Regions from separate parts of the Homo sapiens genome. Here region 1 is linked to region 2. A link is a loop called in an ENCODE intact Hi-C map of the cell type or tissue named here. Cell type or tissue: PC-9. All regions are shown on one strand.

Region 1 (8,000 bases), 150 kb before region 2:
TAGACTGCTATAGGTAGAAGGGTCATCTCTTACGGAGGCACAATGATGCCTTCTCAAATAGGAAAAGGGGTAACTACTTGTGGAAAGACAGTAGGGTAAGATAGCAGAATCCTGATCCTGAAGATTTATGGTTAAGGATGATGGGGAAAGATAGTTTCTAGTAATATAATCCTCCTAGCACATCAGTGCAGTCATACTGGCTGTGTAAACATTAAAATACTTCTGGGCCGGACGCGGTGGCTCACGCCTGTAATCCCAGCACTTTGGGAGGCCAAGGCAGGCGGTTCACCTGAGGCCAAGAGTTCAAGACCAGCCTGGCCAACATGGTGATACCTCATCTCTACTGAAAATACAAAAAGTTAGCCAGGCATGGTGGTGGGCAACTGTAATCCCAGCTACTTGGGAGGCTGAGGCATGAGAATCGCTTGAACCCAGGAGGCGGAGGTTGCAGTGAGCCGAGATTGTGCCATTGCACCCTAGCCTGGGCAACAAGCACAAAACTTCATCTTAAAAATAAATTAAATAAATAAATAGAAAATAAAATACTTCTATATCGGTTGGTAAATAGTCGATACCCTAACATGCCCTCCCATGGTCATTGCCTCCTTAACCTCAATCCCAGGACCAGGAGACTTCATGTTCCAGCAACGACAGCATTGAGCCTGATGGTGGGGAGTTGTGGTGGTGGGGTGGTGGGGTGGGGGATGGAATTCAGAACCTGCTGCATTATACCATGGCCCATGTCCTGTGCGCAGACTGGTTGATGCCTGCACCATATTGATTGTTCAATATTTGGGATCTAAGTCCTAGGTGAGAGCAGACCTCTTGTGGAGAAAAATTCCTAAACTATTTCCCAAAACCTGTAAAGTGTTAGGAAGGCTGGGCCACCAAAGAGTAGTTGATGGATGAGGAGCTACATATTCATGAATGGGCCACAGACCCTTGTGATGTGTGATTTATGTATGAAATATGTATTTGGTTCTTGTCCCAGTTTCCTGGCACACAGCTCCTAAAACTCTTGGAATCTCCAAAGGGATAAGTATTTTTGTATGCTAATGAGATGACTGATGGTTGGGGGCTCTGGTAGCCTCCCAAAGGGGGCTGGTTGCCAAGGGAACCAACCATGTGATTGGATGGTTGGAACTTCTATCTCCACCCCACCTTCACCTCCAGGGAGGGGGAGAGAGAGGGCTGATGGCTGAGTTATTCACTAATGGCCAATGATGTAATCAATTGTGTCTTTGTAGTGAAGCCTCTGTAAAAACTCAAAGGACAGGGCTAGGAGAGCTTCTGGGGTCCTGGATGTGTGGAGGTGTCTGGAGGGTGGTGCACCTGGTAGCACATGGAAGGAAACTCTGTGCTCCTCCCCACCTGCCTTGCCCTATGCATCTCCTCATCTGGCTGCTCATCTGCATCCTTTATTAATACAACAAACCAGTAAATGTGAGTAACTGTTTCCCTGAGTTGTGAGCCATCCTAGCTAATTAATGGAACCTGAGAAAGGGGTCCTGGTAACTTGATTTATAGCCGGTAGATTGGAAGCATAGGTGGGCCAGGCACAATGGCTCATACCTGTAATCCCAGCACTTTGGGAGGCCAAGGTGGGTGCTGAGTTCCGGGAGTTTGTGACCAGCCTGGGCAATGTAGCAAGACCCCCATCTATATAAAAAATAAAACATTAGCCAGGCATGGTGGCACGTACCTGTGGTCCTAGTTACTCAGGAGGCTGAGGTGGGAAGATCGCTTGAGCCCAGGAGATCGAGGCTGCAGTGAGCCAACGCTGCACTCATCCTGGGCAACAGAGTAAGACCCTGTCTCAAAAACACAAAAACAAACAAACGAACCCAGAAGTACAGGTGACAACATGCTATGGACTTGCAATTGGCATCTGAAATAGGAGCAGTCTGTGGGACTGAGCCCTTAACCTGCAGGATCTGACTCTAACTCCAGAATTAAATTGAATCATAGGACAGCCCATTGGTGTCCGCTGGAGAATTGCTTGGTTTGCAGGGGAAAAAAACCCACACATTTTGTTGACTGGGGAGCTCTGTGCTGTGGGGAGTGTGAGTAGGAAAACACTTCGGTTTTCACTAGCTCTTATACCCTTCTGTGGAGCTCACTGTCTGTGGCAGTCAGACTTCGCATTATTGTTCATTTTTAGCTGGGACTAGGATCCTCACCAGCCAATTTCATGCTGGGAAATTATCAGCATTATCTGTCATCATTCTATTTATCTTTTACCCTGCCCTAGGAAACCATGATATTTAAGCAAAAGTAAACATAAAAAAGGAAGATGAGCAGCTAACTCGGATTTGCCACTGGATTATTCTACATTTAACCAAATCACAAAAGAGATTAGAGAGCTTCCGTCTGACCCAGAAAAAGTACAAAACCAAAGTGGAGAGTGACAGTATCATCTATTTATAACCATCATCTTTAGAGATACTGAATTTTGTGAAAGGCCAAATGTTTTAGGAAAAAGCCAAGGATGGCAAGAAGCAAATGAATATAAGTGGCTTCCGCCTGCTTTGCCTGTTCATTTAGCCAAGTATTCTGAATGAATTTTGACCTCAAGGAAACATCTTAGGCTTATAATATTCAGTCCAGAAATATAAACATTCTTTAACCCAAGTCTCATAATTGATATTTTGTGGTGCATTTTTATTTTTAGAAAGGCTTTTAAAGGATAAGAGAAGCCAGGTATGGTGGCTCATGCCTATAGTCCCAACACTTTGGGAGGTCGAGATGGGAGAAGCGCTTGAGTCCAGAGGTTCGAGATCAGCCTGGGCAACAAAGTGAGACATTGTCTCTACAAAAAAATAAAAAATAAAAATTAGGCATGGTGTTGTGTGCCTATACTCCCAGCTACTCAGGAGGCTGAGGTGAGATGATTGCTTGAGCCCAGAGGTTGAGGATGCAGTGAGCTGTGATTGTGCTACTGCACTCCAGCCTGGGCAATGGAGTAAGACCACATCTCAAAAAAAAAAAAAAAAGATAAGAGAAAAACAGGTCAGTGGTGACTCACTAAGGTAAGCAGTATAGCCATGTGACTCACCATTTCCACTTCTAGATCTATACTCAAAAGAATTAAAAACAGGTCTTCAAATAAAAACGTATACATGAAACATTCATGGTAACACTATTCATAATTGCCAAAAGGTGGAAACAACTCAAATGTCCATCAACTGATGATGGGATAAACTAAAGGTAATATCCCCACAAAATGGAATATTATTCAGCCATAAAAAGGAATGAAATGCTGATATGTGCTACAATGTGGATGAACTGTGAAAACAGTATACTAAGTGAAAGAAGCCAGTCACAAAAGGCCACATATTGTTCAATTCCATTTGTTTGAAACTTCCAGAATAGGCGAATCCATGTAGAGAGCAAAGCTGGAGGGAGGAGAAAAACAGGGAGGACTGCTCAATAGGTGTGGGGTTTCCGTTTGGGGTGATAAAACTACTCTGTAATTAGATTGTGGTGATGATTGCACAGCATTGTGAATGTAGTAAATGCCACTGAATTGTACACTTTAACATGGTAAAATTGGTACATTTTATGTTTTATGTTGTACCACAATAAAAAAAAAAAAAAAATTGGCCAGGCGCGGCGCTCACACCTGTAATCCCAACATTTTGGGAGGCCGAGACAGGCAGATCATGAGGTCAGGAGTTCAAGACCAGCCTGACCAACATGGTGAAACTCCCTCTCTACTAAAAATATAAAATTATCTGGGCGTGGTGGCGCGCACCTGTAGTTCCAACTACTCAGGAGGCTGAGGCAGGAGAATCGCTTGAATCTGTGGGGTGGAGGTTGCAGCAAGCCGAGATTGCACCACTCTACTCCAGCCTGGGTGACAGAGCGAGACTCCGTCGCAAAAAAAAAAAAAAAAAGAAAAGAAAGAAAAAGAAAAGAAAAAAAAGAAAGAAAAGAAAAAAATTTAATTTTTATTTATTTTTATTTTATTTTGAAGCAGGGTCTCACTCTGTCGCCCAGGCTGGAGTGCAGTGGTGTGATCTTGGCTCACTGCAACCTCCACCTCCTGGGTTCAAGTGATTCTCCTGTCTCAGCCTCCTGAGTAGCTGGGACTACAGGCACCCACCACTATGCCCGGCTAACTTTTTTGTATTTTTAGGAGAGATGAGGTTTCACCATGTTGATCCGGCTGGTCTCGAACTTCTGACCTCAGGTGATCCACTTGCCTCGGCCTCCCCAAGTGCTGGGATTACAGGCATGAGCCACCGCTTCCGGCCTGCCTTTGCTTTTAAATGCAAGCTTATAACGAAGTACGAGCCAAAAATGCTTCATTTAAAATCATTTGACAGCCACAGATTATTACTTTAAACCTGCTGGAGTGACCAGTTCTCAGGACTGGAAGTTGTAGAAATGACCAAGTAAGGAGGATGGTTTTGTGTACATGTAGCTCATCACTGAAATCAACACAGAGTTTCCCTATGTTTAATGTCAGGTCACCTACACATGTGCATGTGGTAAATATATACATCATTATATTGAGCACTACCAGGAACAGAAACATCTAATTTCTTTTTGGTGGAAAATACAGAAAATTCTTTCACAAAAACAGAGAAAAGAAAAAGAAAAAACATACAATTTTGGGTTTCCTATGAATTTCTGAGTAGAAAAACAACATCTAAGGTTACTATTTTAAAATCAAATTAGATAACTTTTTATGACAGGAAACTATCCGAACAATGACACCTTACTTCCTGTAAACTATGAGTAAATTCCACACATTCCCATGTTTACATAACCACAGCCCAGGGCTACAATTCCCACATCTTAGTCACATAAATATGTGTTTCGTTTATCATTAGAAAATAAACATGCTTTATATTCTGAGGTCTAACTTAATGGTTTGAACAATATGTAAAAGACTAAACAAACTAAAATATGTGAAACATTAACACTTGAGAAAGGTTTACATGGTCCCAGTTTACTTCCACTTTTACTGAGACATCACTGCTGAATAATTGAAAGGCTCTCAAAAAACTCCAATCTAATTTTGTGTTATTAATCTGAACATCTTTCCTAACAAAGTTCTTTCATCACTGGAAATATGGCAACCCTTTTCCCTTCCTAGCCTAGAAGCAGCAATGAATTGACACAAGACACAGACTGCTCTGAAATCACAAACGTGTTTGGGATTTCTTAAGCTAAAAGGAAAAGGGAAAGGGAAAGGCTTAAAGCAGCATTGCCCAAAAGGAGTTCCCTGGAACACCCAGAACACCAGTCCCCTGAGATAGCCATTGACACATGGCCGAGGTCTGATAATTGCCATCCATAGTTTGTCCCTCTTGGAGGGTCACAGAAGTTCACACAGTTAAGATCCTGCTTACCCTTGTTTAACTCTACATCCCCATACTTATTTGACCCCTCCTTTTTTCTAGTAACATGATTAACATTCCACAGGCACCTCGGGCATTGCTGGTTGGGTCAGTTCTGTTAAATTTATGACCTGGTATTTTGGACAATCATTGAGTCGATCCTGAGAACCAACCTGGTTTGTCAGATGTCAAGATGTTTTGATGTTTTGTCAAGATGTTTGATCTTGCAAAGTCATGATAACCCCACACCAGCAGAAAGAACAAGTGTCAGTCTTTTTTGTCCCTCATCCAGTTTCTTTCCGGCCTGTTAGCACTTCCAAGTCCCTTTGGTAGTAAATGTTCTTTCTGAGATGCAGGGTGTCTGGTCTGACAGTGACTACCAATTTCCTCTTTGGTATCTACCTGAGGGAGTTGCCAAAACTGCCATTACAAAAAAAGGAAGGCACCCCTATTTTCCACCCACACTGCTTTCCTGTCATAGAATATGCAGATATGCCTGATCCGTCACCATACTTAAGAGCTCCATCTCTGGAGTCACACTGCCTGGGTTCAAATTCCAGGCTTCACTGCTTCACAGATGTTACACTGGGCAAATTGCTTTGCCCCTCTGAGCCACAGTTTTTTCATCTGTAACACAGGAGAACAATAAAAGTACCCACCTTTTAAAGAAAAGATTAAAAATGACAATGCTTGTGCTGGGCACCTAACAAATATTTACAGCTATTATTTCTCATTCCTCTGACCCCCTTCATAGCTAATGTAGTTTTAACAGCTAGGACAGAGGACAGAGGAAATGGAAACCATAGGGGAAGAGGAAGAAGGGTGTCTGCGGATGTTTTAGCTATATTTACACTGTGAGATGCAGAAGACAGAGAGACAAAAGCAGAGATCAGAGCTTCAAGGCCCAGAAAAGTAACAGGTGAGTCCCAGACTGAAAAAGAAAAACCTGATCTAAAAGAACAGGCCTCCATTTATGAGACCCTGCCTAGCGCTTCGATATTCATCATGCCAAAAGCTTGGGTTCAAGCCCCATGGGATGTATGTGGCTTCTTTCTATTCAACAGCCCCCATATGTCACCTTAACAAAGGTACGGAGCTGGTGGGTTAACACAAATTCAGTCACCATCACTGGGGCCACATTCCCCCGATTCCCTGACACACCTCCCCAACTATGGGAGGGCAAACAGAGCTGAGTCCCTTGATCTATTTGGTAGAAGAAGTGGATGCTCAATAAATATTTGTTGAATAAATAAGTGTCTGAATGAAAGACAATCAGGTAAGTACATGAATAACTGAGGGTGAATAGCAGAGTGATTATTAGTTTTCAAGCAATTTCTATTTATCTTTTAGGACAAGGATGGGCAAACTTTTTCTGTAAAGAGCCACATAGTGAATATTTTAAGCTTTGTGGTTCCTATGATCTCTGTTGCAATTACCCAACTCTGCACTGTAGTTTGAAAGCAGACATAGACAATATGTCAATGAATGGACACAGTTGTGTTTCATTAAAAGTTTACATACGTACACAGAAATCTGAAGTTTGCATAATTTTCATGTCATAAATTCTTCTTTTTTTTCCCTACCCGTTTAAGAATGTAAAAATCTTTTGGCTCACAAGTCATATAAAAACAGGTGACAGGCAGAGGTGACCCTTGAGCTATAGTTTGCGGGATCCTGTTTTAGAAAATAAGTAAGACTGGACGCGGTGGCTCACGCCTGTAATCCCAGCACTTTGGGAGGCCGAGGGAAGTGGATCATCTGAGGTCAGGAGTTCCAGACCAACCTAACCAACATGGAGAAACCCTCTCTCTACTAAAAATACAAAATTAGACGGGCATGGTGGCGCATGCCTGTAATCCTAGCTACTTGGGAGGCTGAGGCAGGAGAATCGCTTGAACTCAGGAGGCAGATGTTGCAGTGAGCCGAGATCACGCCATTGCACTCCAGCCTGGGCAACAAGAGCGAAACTCCGTCTCAAAAAAAAAAAAAAAAAGAAAATGATAAATAGATGAGGAGGTAGGGAGACAACAAAATATTTATTGAGCATCTACTGTGTGCCAATGACCGTGCTAAGTGCTGCTGAGAATGTAGCAGGGAAGACAAACAGGCCGAGTCCCTTCCCTTAGGAAGCACATGTTTTAAACAGGAGAACCTCATAGCAAACAAGGTAATTGCAGACTGGGTACTTGGTATAGAGGAAACAAACAGGATAATGAAATTGACCAGGGGAGGTCATTTTAGAGAGGCAAGAGGCTCAGTGCTTTCTCACACGTGACCATGTTTAACCCGCTGAACACCCTGTGGGGTATCATCCCCATCTTAGAGATGGGAAAGTGATGTCTGAAACCTCGCAAATGGTCACTAAAGAAGCCAGGCCGCAAACCTAGGGCCGGTCTGCGAGTGCTGTGCTCTGTGGGTGGTTGGAAAGGGGATTAGCTAGATAAGGGGTCAGGAGTCCCAGGTCCAAATCCTCACTCCATGCTTCACTCCTCAAAGCTTCGGTTCCAAAGATGGAAAAAGAAGATAATTGGGATGGTTGTGAACATTATGTAAGAACCTATGGGCCGGGAGTGGTGGCTCACGCCTGTAATCCTAGCACTTTGGGAGGCCAAAGTGGGCAGATTGCCTGAGCTCAGGAGTTTGAGACCAGCC
Region 2 (8,000 bases):
CAGCCCAGGCCATTCTCCCAGCCCAGGAGTATTTCTGGAAATGCTCCCAGCCCAGCATTTCCAGAAAAGGAAAATACAGCCAATGCTGAGAGTCTCAAAGGTCACTCAGTTCAGACCTGCAGAAATGTTTTTGTTTTATTTTTTTACTTGGGATCTTTCAACCAGTCAGCCTGATGCTCTTGTTTGATTTCCATGTTTGTTGTAGTGAAATACTGATAATCAAAAAGTTATTCTACATGATGAGCTGTTCCTCCTACTTCTTTACAGTTTCTCCATTTTCCAAAATTTCTACAATCAAGATGTATTGCTTTTATAATCATAAAAAGTTAAAATGTTAACATATTCTGACAGAAATATAGGAATTATTAAGACTTTTTTCTAGGTGGTGGAATTATGGGTAACTGTTTTTTCTTTGTTCTGTATATTTCCAAATCATCTAAAATCAACATATATTGCATTTAGGTTTGTGTGTGAGGGGTTTTTTCCCCCATTTTTAAATTTGTGTGTGGTTTTTTGTTTGTTTGTTTGTTTGTTTTTTTCTTTTTTTCAGATGGGGGATCTTGCTATGTTGTCCAGGCTGGTCTCGAACTCCTAGGCTCAAGCAACCCTCCCATCTCAGCCTCCCAAGCACCTGGTGAGGTTTTTCTCTAAAAAGGAAAAACATGTGGAAGACAATCAGAGATGATTTTTGAGTAATGCAGAACAACTCCAAAAGAATAAGCAGAATGAATGCTCATAAGGTGAAAGCATTTCAGAAAACCTATTACAAGCAACAATGGAAGAAAATTGATTGAAACTGTGCCTACCTTCCCTAACACTCTCCACCTTCATCTGAGGTTTGTGATCCACAGACTCAAGCCATCATGGACCACGTCTTCATAGTCCCACACTATTGTCTGCATGATTTATACAAATGCAAAGCCTACCATTACTTAAATGGTAAAAGAAATACAGGAAGCAGAGACTGTGCTATATCAAAATGTATCTTTCTCTACTACCACTGTTTTGCTTCGTGCTGTGCAGAACTGCCACTAAGCATTTTCATAGTCGAGAGAGCCAGAGACACAGAAAGAGAGAAATTATGGTCAAATTATGGCACCATACCATTAACGTACGAGAGATTGGTGCCGCTAGTGTATGATTACTGCTTTTAATATGATTTTCGCTTTCTATCTTGTAAAATACTGTGAATTTACTGCTGAGCCTGTGTACTGCTACTCTCCCAAAGAGAAAATTACTTCTTCCAGAGGATCTGCTTGCACAAGCGTAAAATCTTTGCAGCTCTCTGAGCAGCAAGAGAACCACATCAGACTTGATATGCTGATTTGGCTCTTTTGAGTTACCTGTTCCAGAGAATTTTGGGCAAGGATTTTTCCAAGATGTCATTTTCTTTATATGTTATTTTCTTTATATTTGTATCCATTCACATCATCAAGTGTCTTATTGAGTACCTCCTAATTGCAAATGATCTTAGTGGCTGCTGTGAGAGACACATGGATTCTAATACAGGGTGCTTGGTTTAGAGAGACTTGTAAGCACCAACTGATATCGAGGGGGAAAACAAGCAGAGGGAACAGGAAGTGCAAAGGCCCTCAGGAAGAAATGAGCAAGGCCAACAGGGCTGGGAAGATGAAGGTAGAGGAGATGAGAATAAAGAGGTGGGTAGGGGTGCGGTCTTGTAACATTTGAGGAGCTGAATTATATTCTAAATGTGATAAGAAGCCATTTGAAAGCTTTGAGCAAGAGAATAAGGGCATCTGATTTTTTTTTTTATCCCTCTAGCTATGAGAATAGGCTATAGGGGACTAAAAGCAGAAGCGAGTAGGCCAGTTAGTAGGACGCAACTGCAGACATTTAGGCTGGAGAAGACAGTGACTTGGACGAGGGTGGTGGTGTGAAGGTCACTGAGGTGTGTGGAGACTGGAAGGCACAGAGTCAGAGGACTTGTCTTCTAACTCCATGATACTGCTCCAGATGATGAACAGGCACTCAGAAGGAACCCAATAAACATGTCTTCCTGAATGTATGGCTGAATGAAGAGTACCGACCCCCTCACTTATAAGTAGGAGCTAAGTTATGAGTATAAAAAGGCGTAAGAATGAGATAATGGGCTTTGGGGATTCAGGGGGAAAGGGGTGAGGGAGGTGAGGAATAAAAAACAACACACTGGGTACAGCATATACTGCTCAGGTGACAGGTGCAGCAAAATCTCAGAAATCACCACTAAAGAACTGATCCATGGAACAAAAAAATCACCTGTTCCCCAAAAACTATTGAAAATTAAAAAAAAAAATTAAGCAACCGAATAGGAATGCTCCACTGATTGTAGATATTTTCTTTCTTTCTTTCTTTTTTTTTTTTTTTTTTGAGATGGAGTTTCACTCTTGTCGCCCAGATTGGAATGCAGGGGCACGATCTCAGCTCACCACAACCTTCGCCTCCCAGGTTCAAGCGATTCTCCTGCCTCAGCCTCCCGAGTAGCTGGGATTACAGGCATGTGCCACTACGTCTGGCTAATTTTGTATTAGTAGAGATGGGGTTTCTCCATGTTGGTCAGGCTGGTGTCGAACTCCCGACCTCAGGTGATCCGCCCACCTCGGCCTCCCAAAAGTGCTGGGATTACAGGCACGAGCCACCGCGCACGGCCTTTTTTTTTTTTTTTTTTTTTTTTTTTTTTTTTTTTTTTGAGTTGGAGTTTCGATCTTGTTGCCCAGGCTGAAGTGCAATGGCGCGATCTCAGCTAACGGCAGCCTCCGCCTCCTGGGTTCAAGCAATTATCCAGCCTCAGCTTCCCGAGCAGCTAGGATTACAGGCACCTGCCACCACACCCAGCTAAAAAAAATTTTTTTAAGAGACGTGGTCTCGCTATGTTGCCCAGGTTGGTCTCAAACTCCTAGGCTCAAGCGATCCGCCCACCTCAGCCTCCAAAGTGCTGGGATTACAGCCATGAGCCACCGCGCCCAGCCTCTGTTTGTAGATATTTTAATTAGAGAAAAATATAAAATTTCAAGCCCATCAACCAGTTCTGCTCTATAATAATCAAAAACTATCTTTGCAATAAAAAAAGTTATAAAAAAAAAAGTACTTACCCCTAGAATCACTCTCAAATGTAAGATCAGGGAACTCCCTCTAGACTCAAGGGTGCCTGAGAGGCCACGTGGTTTTTAGACTCTCCTGGTTCAGCTTCACCACCTGATGCTCTTCCCTTCCACCTAGAGCTTTTCGCAGCCCACAAAAGATGTGCTCCATGATTCCAAAACAGAAAGGCTTCTGGTTAGGAGAGAACACTAAGGCAGCAAAGTAAGCCCTCAATCAAAATCCCTCATTCACTAGCACTCTTTAGAAGTAGAAATCATTGGGACGCCCAAATGCTTCTGAAAAAGTTCTGTGGTGCATCCAAAGATCATCCCAGTAGTTTGTTTGCCTTAAAAGTATTTGTTAAAACATAAAAACTGTATGTCTACGTAAGTGATTTTCAATCCTAGCTGCATATTAAAAATCCCTGAAGAGCCTTTAGAATAGGCCAGCCTTCAGGCTCCACCCCATTCCAAGTCCATCAGAATCTCTGGCATGAGGTCCTGGCATCGGTAGTATTTAAAAGCTCCCAGGTGATTCTTATGTGCGTCAGGGTGGAGGGGCACTGCTGTATGTGAAGTGAGTCATTTTCCTATCTGCCCTTCACCGCAGGACATGAGTAATCCTGTGAACCAGCCACAGCTGATGACAGTGTTCAGCATTCTACATGGAGCTCAAATCCCCCAACCCCTCCTTTTAAGCGCTTGAAAGAATTGCTCAGAAAACTTATACTACAAATATATTTTAAAATTTAGGGCTTAGGAGTGGACTGCCCCCAGTAGCTCAACGTTTTATTACTCCTGCCTTAGTCACCCATTTCTTCTTTCTCTCTGCCTTGCTCTTTCTCTTCTCCTCCCCCTGCTGTCCCTCCCACTCTCTTCCATCAACCTGCCCTTAGCACTGTAGGCAGGCTGCCCACCTGGAGGCTCCAGGCTGCAGAGATCAGCCCTTAGGAGAAGGTCTGGATAAAAAGTGGAACTTGTGGAAAGGGCATATCATTTATAAAATTTCTTGCTTTACTGCAAAAATGTGTGCTTCACTGCTTTGGAAAACAGTCTGGCAGTTCTTCAAAAGGTAAAACATGGAGCCAGGCATGGTGGCTTACGCCTACGATCCCAGCACTTTGGAAGGCTGAGGCAAGGGATTGCTTGGGAGTTGGGAGTTGCAGTGAGCTATGAGTTTGGGTGCAGTGGGTACAACGTATGCCTGCTCGGGGAACAGGTGCACTAAAACATCAGAAATCATCGCTAAAGAACATACCCACACAACAAAAAAATCACCTGCTCCCCAAAAACAATTGAAAACATAAAATAAAAAATATAGCAACCCAATAGGTATACTCCACTGATTGTTTGTAGATATTTTGTTTTTGTTTTTGTTTTTGTTTTTTTGAGATGGAGTCTCCCTCTGTCATCCAGGCTGGAGTGCAGTGGCATGATCTCGGCTCACTGCAACCTCTGCCTCCCAGGTTCAAGCGATTCTCCTGCCTCAGACTCCAGAATAGTTGGGACTACAGGCACGTGCCAACACGCCCGGCTAATTTTGTATTTTTAATAGAGACAGGGTTTCACCGTATTGGCCAAGCTGGTCTCAAAGTCCTAACCTCAAGTGATCCATCCACCTCTGCCTCCCAGGGCACCCAGCCTCTTTTTTTTGTTTGTTTGTTTTTTTAGAAACGTGGTCTGTCTATGTTGCCCAGGGTAGGTCTCCAAGTCCTGGGCTGAAGCAATCTGCCCACCTCCACCTCCCAAAGTGCTGGAATTAGGGAGGGAGTTTGAGGTTGCAGTGAGCTATGATTACATACTGCACTCCAACCTGGGTGACAAAGCAAGGCTCTGTCTCAAACAAAAATAAAGAAAAGAAAAGGTGAAACATGGAGGTATCATATGGTCCAGCAACTCTACTCCTTGATATATACCCAAGCTAAATAAAAACATATATCCACACAGAAATGTATACACCAATGTGCATAGCAGCATTATTCATAATATTCAAAAAGTGAAAACAATTCAAATGCTCATCAACTGATAACTGGATAAACAAAATGTGGTATATCCACACACTGGAATATTATTCATTGATAAAAAGCAACGAAGTACTGATACATGCTACAACTTGGATGAAACTTATAAAAATTATGCTAAGTGGGCCAGGCACAGTGGCTCACGCCTGTAATCCCAGCACTTTGGGAGGCCAAAGCAGGTAGATCACCAGGTCAGGAATTCAAGACCAGACTGGCCAACATAGTGAAACCCTGTCTCTATTAAAAATACAAAAAATTAGCTGAATGTGGTGGTGGGAACCTGTAATCCCAGCTACTCGGGAGGCTGAGGCAGGAGAATCACTCGAACCCAGGAGTGGGAGGTTGCAGTGAGCTGAGATCGCACCACTGCACTCCAGCCCGGGCAACAGTGTGAGACTCCATCTAAAAAACAAAAAAAAATTATGCTAAGTGAAAGAAGTCAGTCATAAAAGTTGACATATTGCTGAGCGTATGGTGTGCACCTGCAGTCCCAGCAACTTGGGAGGTGGAGGTGAGAGGTTCACTTGAGCCCTGGAGTTCCAGGTTGCAGTGCACTATGATTGTACCACTGCACTCCAGTCGGGGTGGCCAAGAAAGACCTTGCCTCAAAAAAAAAAAAAAAAAAGAAGTTGACAAATTCTATAATTCTACTTCTATAAAATGTCCAGAATAGGTAAATCTATAGAGACAGAAAGGAAATTAGTGATGGCCAGAGGCTGAGGGTAGAGAAGAATGGGGAGTGATTACTAATGGGTACAGTTCATTTGGGGTGATAAAAATGTTCTAAAATTGATTGGAGTGATGGTTGTACAACTAAAATACACCAAATACCATCAAACTGTACATTTTTAAGTGGACAGATTATATGGTAAGTGCGTTATATCTTACTAAAGCTGTTAAAAATAAAATATGTATTTCAACAGCAGAAAACTGTGAATGCTGAAATGATCGTATTTTTAAAAAATCATCCAGTCTCTAAAAGAGTGTGTTGACTGGACGATTATAGTCATAGCAGTAGGCATTATAACACAAAGAGATATGATCAATCACCTCTAGAAATATTTTCCTTAATTATAGAAAGTACAACAACCTTCGCATGCATTGTTTGAGCATTTTATAAATTCTTTTTCATCTTCGCACTTTAATAATGACTCTTCCTTTTCAATAACAAAGAGTTTTCTTTACTTGTCTCACTAATTTTCACAGCCTCCACTTCCAGGCACTCATGGAACCTTAACCCTTCTTACAAAGGAGATCAAGGGGTTCAGTGTTTTAAAGACCCTGCTCTGAGGCACAGGGCCAACTCCAGTCCCAAGTGACATCCTTACCCCAAATCTACCCACGTCCATTCACTTAGCCCCACACTAGGGCTACAAGGGATTCTGTGGGTCCCCCACTCAGTTCCACATTAAACTCCCAGCTTTGCAGGATTTCTCCCTTTAAATGTCTCCCCACTAACTTCCCCCTACGCTCCGTGCCTCTTCCAGGCCAGCTCCCCAGAGTTTTCCCAAATTGTTCCAGAAGCTCCATGATCCACTTCAGTCACCTCTCCTCAGAATACTCCTGGAGCTGAGAGTTTTGGAATCGCCCTCAGTTTCTTCACAGATTTCTCCTTTGCTGGACCCTCCACCGGCCCTCCCCACAGCCCATCTGAGAGGTTTTGAGCAACCTGTTCCTCTTCTAAGCACCTCACATAGATGACCTCAGTGACACTTCCCCACAGCCCTTTGAGGCACTTTATCTCATCATCATCTCTGTTTTATGAAGTGAAAACTGAGGGCACCTGGAGATGAAGTCATTTCCCAAGGTCACACATCTAGGAAAGATGGAGTCAGGACTTAGCCCTGATCGGTTTGGCTCAGAGCACACATTTTAACCCCACACCTCCTGTCATGAAATGCCCTGTGTGTTGAGAGTCTACTGGGTACCGGGTACTGTTCCAAGTTCTTTACATGTATTTACTCACAACACTCCTCTCAGATGCTTCCATCAGAAAATAGCAAAGTTTAAACGATGGACATCCTCATAAAGCCAAGCCGATTGTGCTTGGTCAGGAAGACCTGGAAATACTCACTTATTCAAAAAATATTTAATAGGCACTATGTTCCAGGCATTGCTCTAGGAAATGGGAAAACATCAATCAGTAAGATGAACAAAAATCTTTGCCTTCATAGAACTTACCTCCGTATGAGGTGAGACAGACAATAAATATAGAAAATAAGTGGCCGGGCATGGCGGCTCACCCCTGTAATCCCAGCACTTTGGGAGGCCGAGGCAGGCGGATCACGAGGTCAGGAGATCGAGACCATCCTGGCTAACACAGTGAAACCCCATTTCTACTAAAAATACAAAAAATCAGCCGGGCCTGATGGTAGGCACCTGTAGTCCCAGCTACTCAGGAGCCTGAGGCAGGAGAATGGCATGAACCTGGGAGGTGGAGCTTGCAGTGAGCCGAGGTCACGCCACGGCACTCCAGCCTGGGCGACAGAGCGACACTCCCTCTCAAAAAAAAAAAAAAAAAAAGGAAAAAAAGAGAAAATAAGTAGCCCGGGCAACACGGCAAAACCCCATCTCTACTAAAAATAGGAAAAATTAGCCAGGTGTGGTGGCATGAGCCTATAGCCCCAGCTACTCAGAAGGCTGAGGTGGGAGGATCACTTGAGCTCAAGAGGCACAGGCTGCAATAAGCCGTGATTGTGCCACTGCACTCCAGCCTGGGTGACTATACCTTGTCTCAAGAAGAGACAGAGAGAGAGAGAGACGGGGGGGGGGGGGGGGGGGGGGGGGGGAGGGAGAGAGAGAGAGAGAGGGAGAGAGAGAGAGAGAGAGAACAAAAAACAAAACAAAACAAAAAACAAGTTATACAGCATGTTAGATACAAGGTCTTAAGTGCTGCCTAAAA

What was found. Peaks named below come from ENCODE experiments on the same cell type or tissue, not always from the same donor. Only the 100,000 strongest peaks of a DNase experiment are listed, where the experiment ranks them.
Region 1: a loop joins it to region 2, with 8 times the contacts of the local background. A loop is called at or near these places in 5 of 110 quality-filtered maps.

The regions. Positions count from the first base shown.
Region 1 is chr1:200,331,844-200,339,843 of GRCh38, forward strand. No RefSeq gene overlaps it. Among named protein-coding and RNA genes, the nearest start is that of LINC00862, 38 kb to the right of the region's middle. In PC-9, no CTCF peak of the experiment used is centred here; DNase peaks (open chromatin) are centred at 3,058, 4,778 and 5,468; H3K4me3 peaks cover 428 bases; H3K27ac peaks cover 3,428 bases.
Region 2 is chr1:200,480,013-200,488,012 of GRCh38, forward strand. LOC124900414 (a long non-coding RNA gene) reads right to left here and starts at 3,494. Exons shown (of 3, transcript XR_007066784.1): 1 at 3,090-3,494. LOC124904480 (a long non-coding RNA gene) reads left to right here. Exons shown (of 2, transcript XR_007066783.1): 2 at 1-2,034. In PC-9, no CTCF peak of the experiment used is centred here; a DNase peak (open chromatin) is centred at 3,629; H3K27ac peaks cover 1,157 bases.